Regions from separate parts of the Homo sapiens genome. Here region 1 is linked to region 2. A link is an interaction called in ENCODE POLR2A ChIA-PET data of the cell type or tissue named here. Cell type or tissue: PC-9. All regions are shown on one strand. Each heading gives the region's core, and the rest is flanking DNA. Links, peaks and the distances in the headings are about the cores only. Region 1 overlaps SCMH1 (Scm polycomb group protein homolog 1). Region 2 overlaps SCMH1-DT (SCMH1 divergent transcript).

What was found. Peaks named below come from ENCODE experiments on the same cell type or tissue, not always from the same donor. Only the 100,000 strongest peaks of a DNase experiment are listed, where the experiment ranks them.
Region 1: POLR2A ChIA-PET joins it to region 2 with 17 read pairs; 2 of 35 experiments call an interaction of 5 or more read pairs at or near these places.

What each region holds. Positions count from the first base shown.
Region 1 is chr1:41,108,064-41,110,985 of GRCh38, reverse strand. All of the region lies in intron 8 of SCMH1 (Scm polycomb group protein homolog 1), which reads left to right. Among named protein-coding and RNA genes, the nearest start is that of SLFNL1, 88 kb to the right of the region's middle. In PC-9, for the core only: no CTCF peak of the experiment used is centred there; DNase peaks (open chromatin) are centred at 865, 1,165 and 1,515; H3K4me3 peaks cover 2,007 bases; H3K27ac peaks cover 2,500 bases.
Region 2 is chr1:41,259,266-41,262,187 of GRCh38, reverse strand. SCMH1-DT (SCMH1 divergent transcript) reads right to left here. Exons shown (of 3, transcript NR_186015.1): 2 at 1,315-1,445. Among named protein-coding and RNA genes, the nearest start is that of SCMH1-DT, 18 kb to the right of the region's middle. In PC-9, for the core only: no CTCF peak of the experiment used is centred there; no DNase peak of the experiment used is centred there.

The DNA.
Region 1 (2,922 bases), core at 185-2,684, 150 kb after region 2:
CCCATGGATACAGCTATAAGCAAAAGACAGATAATAACAAATGTTGCTGAGAATGTGGAAAAACTGGAATTCTCGATCATTGCTGGTGAGATTGGAAAATGCTGCAACCACTTTAGAAAACAGTTTGGATGTTACTCAAAATGTTAAAGAGTTACCATGTGACCCAGTAAGTCCACTCATAGATATATACCCAAAAGAATAGAAACATATGTTCACACAAAAACACATAATGAACATTCATGGCAGCATTATTTATAGTAGCCAAAAAGATAAAACAACCCAAATGTTCATCATCTGATAAATGGATAAATAAAATGTGGTATAGCTAGAGGACAAAATACTAATTGGCAATAAAAAAGGAATAAAGTACTAATACATGCTACAGTATAGATGCATCTTAATAACATTATGCTAAATGAAAAGCCAGTCACAAAAGATAATCATTGATGATTACATTTATATGAAATGTCCAGAATTGGCAAATACACATAGACAGAAGTAGATTCGTGGTTGCCAGTGACTAGGGGAGGGAAAATGGGAAATGACTGCTATTGGGGTTTCTTTTGAGGATAATGAAAATGTTTTAAAATTAGGGATGATGTTTGCACAACTCTGAATATCTTAGAAAACACAAATGTAGGGTGAATTTGTGGTATGTAACTTATGTCAATAAAGCTATTATCTAAAAAAAATTACTTGAGCTGGTCTGTGGAGAATGAGTTGTACAGTGGTAATTGTGGACAAGGAAGAAATGAGGTTGCTTGGATTAGGATAGTTGCACTGAGGTGGAGAGATCCTCGGGCAGAATGAAAGGGAAACACACTTCTTGGCTCAGGAAAGTGCCACTCCTCTCTGTGATGCAAGAAACAAGTACCCTGGGGTCAGTATGGTAAATGCATTGTGAGGAAGCACTGTGAGGTAATAGCTCTGTGGAAGCAGCAAGAAGCGAGGTACCTTGGAACTGATAGCAGAGTCATTTTTGTTACTTGAGGCTAAAACAGGATAAGCCTTGGTGCTCTGGGCTTTATTCAGTTAATAGGTTGATTTTCTCATTTTCATGCCTAGGGAATTCACTGTTCTTTTGACTGATAAATCTAGAGCAGTTAGGCAGTTCTCCAGAGCCAACAGAGCTGACGGTCTTTGTGTCCAGGTTGCTGGATATGCATTCCTTTTTGGCTGCAAACCTTGCTGATAAGAAATATGACTCACTCTGTGGCTGATGCTTCCAGAGAAGTTTGCTGACTGTTTTCCTCTCTTCTGTGTCTCTGGAGTCCTTAGATTTTCAACAGAAGATGGTCAGAGGACCAGGCTCAGAAGGTAGAGAGAGACCTTCCAGGTGACATTTCCAGACCAGGTGCTTCAGTCATCATTCCAGCAGTTAGGTTGTTCCCTCTAACAACTGTCTCCTCCCACACTTTACACCCTCAGTAAGTCCTACAAAAGCGCTTTCTATAACAGCAGAAGTTTGGCCAGCAGTCTCCATGTCCTGGCTAAGGAGCAAGTGATGCAATGTGGAAAAAATGTGGTTACTCAATTCATTTCACAAAACAAGTTGTTCTCTGTGTGTAAGCCTGTTCTCTTTCTAATCATACTATTTCCTCCTTCTTTCCTACCTTCTGGTCATTAGTATGCAAATGTTAAAAATTCAGAGTAAGATAATGTTTCCTGCTCATGGCAAATAGGAAAAACCAATATTTATTTAATGTTCCTTTACACACAGATTTTCATTTTATCTTCTGGTAACTCTGAACAAGGTATAATTATTTTCAGATACATTTTATTTATGAGAAAACTGAAGCTCAGATAATTAAATGACTTGGCTCTGTTGATATCTGAGTCTAGAGAGTGAAACCATGGAGATCTTTTAGTAGAGCCACCTGTCAGGACCAATATATCACTGAGGCATATTGTTTTCACACTTGTCTCCCTGATACTCTTCCCATTCTCCTTTGGCCCTTCTTCAAAGCTTCATTTGAGACCCTGGATTTTGGCTTCCAAATCCTGATAAAAAATAGGAAAGAAAAAGTATGGTGTAGTATCAGAGCACTGAACTGGGTTCTAGTCCCAGCCAGGCCACAAACTTGGTTACGTCATTGAGCAAGTCATTCTTACATGTGAGAGGCTGAACTACATGATCCCTAGTGGGCACTTTTACCTCTGTAATACTATCTAGTTTAATGATCTTGGGAATAGGTAGCAGGTGACTCCTGTGCCTCTGTCTCCTACATGATTTTAGGTTCATCAGCTCACCTATCACCTATCTCTGCCTTTTTGAAGTAATTCCTGTGTGCCAGCTGTCTGCTGCCTCTCTTTTTCTCCTTTTCTAAGCCAAGTAGTATCCCTTTTAGTTGCTAAACTCCTGTGGCCAAGCCAACTCTGATGGGTAGTAACTACCAAGCGTCCAACTAATCCAGAGTACTTGGTTATAAAAGGCAGAAGCTTTTTACTTTTAGCTTATTTTTTGTGACTTAAAATAAAACTGAAACAGATACATGCTTTAGTTTTTAAATGTAAAAAGCAAAATGAAGAATTCAGTACATATGGCATGACTATGATGCTAATCATACCTTTAGCCATCATGATAATCCACTTGACTTCCCCTTGCTCTGATTTCAGGCTGGGAAAGCCAGTTTCAGATTATACCTTAGCTCCCTATGTGGATTGATAGCAGCGAGACAACATGAGACCCAAGCTACTTTATATTTTTATTATAAATTAATATATTGCTATTCTGGATTAGTACATTCGTCTCTTGTGACTTCATATGTTGTTAAACTGGATCTGTCTGCTGTCTACATGCTAATCCAAATATGGGAATCTAGTAGAGGTGCTGCACTTTAGCATACCTGTTAGAGTACATGGTCAACCAGGCCTCCTTTACCCTCTCAGTCTACCCTTTCTACCTGCGACAGGTTTCTTTGT
Region 2 (2,922 bases), core at 112-2,611:
AATTCAGTCTTAACAAGCTACTGTTGGTAGCTTGCTATCAGCCACGGTGAGAGTATTTACACCATGGGTATTGGCAAATGCTGCAAATCAGGGATTTTTTTTCTTTTCCACCAGAGATCCAGTTATTAAACATTTGCCAACACATCACTGGCCTCTCCCTCCCATAAGGAAAAGGAATTATAAACATTAGTGGGGATGTTTGGGAACAACCCACATCAGAGTCTAGGCAAACTATCTCAACCTAGCTTGGCTGTGATTTTGTCACAAGTAGCCATGTGCTCTGTGATTGACTTGTGTCAGAATAATCTGAGGGTATAATTGAAAATGTCTCCTGGGCCCCACTGAATCGGAATCTCTGGAGGGAGGACCCTAGAATCTGCATTTTAACAGTTATCTTCAGATGATTCTTTTGGTTCCTGAGTTTGAGTATCTCTGCTCTGTATTCTCATTGCCATATCAAATGACACCTAGTCACAGAGGGCAAAGTTTAGACCCTCAAAAAAAATGTAATTCAGCCTCTATATTTCTTGAATGCCTGCCGTGTGCTCACTGAGAGTGAATGAAGACAGGCCCAGGTCTACTTATATCTTCTTTCCCCTGTCTCTGGGGTGATGGTGGAGAGCTCATTGGCATCTAGACATTGGAATCAGACAGAGTTCCACCCACATCACCTTCCAGAGAGCACTAGGTGAGTTTGCCTGCTAGAAGTTCCAGTAGAATCTGTTAACACAAAGGAAATATATAGTCAATTTTAATTATCCAACTAAGTTGAAATCAGAAGAACTGGGTTAGAATCCTGGATCTGACCCACACTAAGTGGACTTGCCTCTAAGGCAAGTTCCTTAACCTCTCTAGAGCTCAGCTCCCTTCTCTGTAAAAGGCATCTACCTTAGAGGTTTATAAGAATCTAATGCAATAACCCTGGGGAAACAAACTGATTTCTACAGTGCAGGACACACATTGATTTCCTCAGCTAGCTCACCCTTGCAGGTGAGCCTTCCACAGCTCAAGCATCATGGGGCTGTTTTCCTCTTCAGACTGTGAGCACCTCAGAGATACCCTGGACTTACCTATCTCTGTATGTGCTCAGCACATATTAAGTACTTCCTAAAGGCCTGTGATTGAATATGAATTGTATTAGTCAGGGTTCTCCAGAGAACGGAACCAACAGAAGATGATAGATAGATAGATAGATAGAGAGATAGATAGATAGATAGATAGATAGATGATAGATAGATGATAGGTAGATAGATAGATAGATAGATAGATAGATAGATAGATAGATAGATAATTTGTTATAAGGTTTTTGCTCACATGATTATGGAGGCTGAAAAGTTCCAAAATCTGCTGTCTGCCAGGTAAGAGACCCAGGAAAGCCCAAAGTATAGTCCAAAGCCTGATAGTCAGAGAGCCGGTGGTGTAGATTTCAGCTCAGGTCTGAAGGCCTAAGAACCAAAGCACCAAGCGCAAGAGATCAATGTCCCAACTCAAGCAGTCAGGCAAAGAGCAAAATCAACCTTCATCTGCCTTTTTTGCTCTATTCAGGCCCTCAAGGATTGGATGACATTGAGGGCCATCTGCTTCACTCAGTCCACCAATCCAAATGCTAATCTCTGCTAGTCAGACATATCCAGAAATAATGTTTAATTAACTATAAGGGCATCCTTTAGCCCAGTCAAGTTGATAGATAAAATTTACTGTCACAAGATCTATGTGTAGATACAGACAGGTAAAGCTACCCACACACAGATACTATTATGGGATTATTCCCCCAGTGGTGGCATGGAGTTGTAAATAGAGCACAGGGATTGGGGTCAGGAGTTTCAAGTATTAGGGTGGGGAACAGTATGTATTGTATAATAAATTACCACAAACACAGAGGCTGAAAACAACACATGCTAAGTATCTAACAGGTTCTATGGGTCAGGATCTGAGACTGGCTCAGCTAAGTCTTCTTCCTATGGTCTCACAAGACTTCAGTCAAGGTGTTTCCCAGGGCCAGAACCTTGTCTGAGGCTTGGCTGGGAAAGGATCTGCTTCCATGCTCACTCAGGTTATTGGCAGAATTCAATTCCTTATGGTGGTAGGCTTGAGAGCTTCAGTTTGTTGTTGGCTGCCAGTCAGGGTCCACCCTCAGCTCCTAGAGATGCTGCAGTTCCTTGCCGTGTGGCCTCCCAACATCCGCAGGCTGCCACATGCCAGCTTGCTTCTTCAAAACCAATGGAGAGGCATAGGGAGACTCAGCAAGACAAGTGCCACGCTTTCTTTTTTTTTTTTTTTCGAGACGGAGTCTCACTCTGTCCCCCAGGCTGGAGTGCAGTGGCGCCATCTCGGCTCACTGCAAGCTCCACCTCCCGGGTTCTCGCCATTCTCCTGCCTCAGCCTCCCAAGTAGCTGGGACTACAGGCGCCTGCCATCACGCCTGGCTAATTTTTTGTATTTTTTAGTAGAGACAGGGTTTCACCGTGTTAGCTAGGTTGTTCTCAATCTCCTGACCTCCTGATCCGCCCACCTTGGCCCCCCAAAGTGCTGGGATTACATGCTTGAGCCACCGTGCCCGGCCCCACACTGTCACATAATATACCCATGTCATCGCTGACATGGCACCATCTATCCCACCTATCTCATCACCTTTGCTGCATTCTACCAGTGAGAAGCAAGTCACAGCACCACTGCAGCCACCCACCCCCACCACTCAAACAGAAGGAATTACAGAAAGCCATGACATCAGCAGGTGGGATGGTGAGCAACTTCCCCAAGAGTCTGTCTGCCACAGGAACTGAGAGGAACCTCGTGAAAGATTTTCCTTGTGCGGCTGGTAGACACAGACTTGTGGGATAACAGAGCTCTGAGGAATCATGTCTCACCATTTCACATTACCTAGAAGAAAACAGAAACCCAGACAGCAAAGTCAGACTAGAA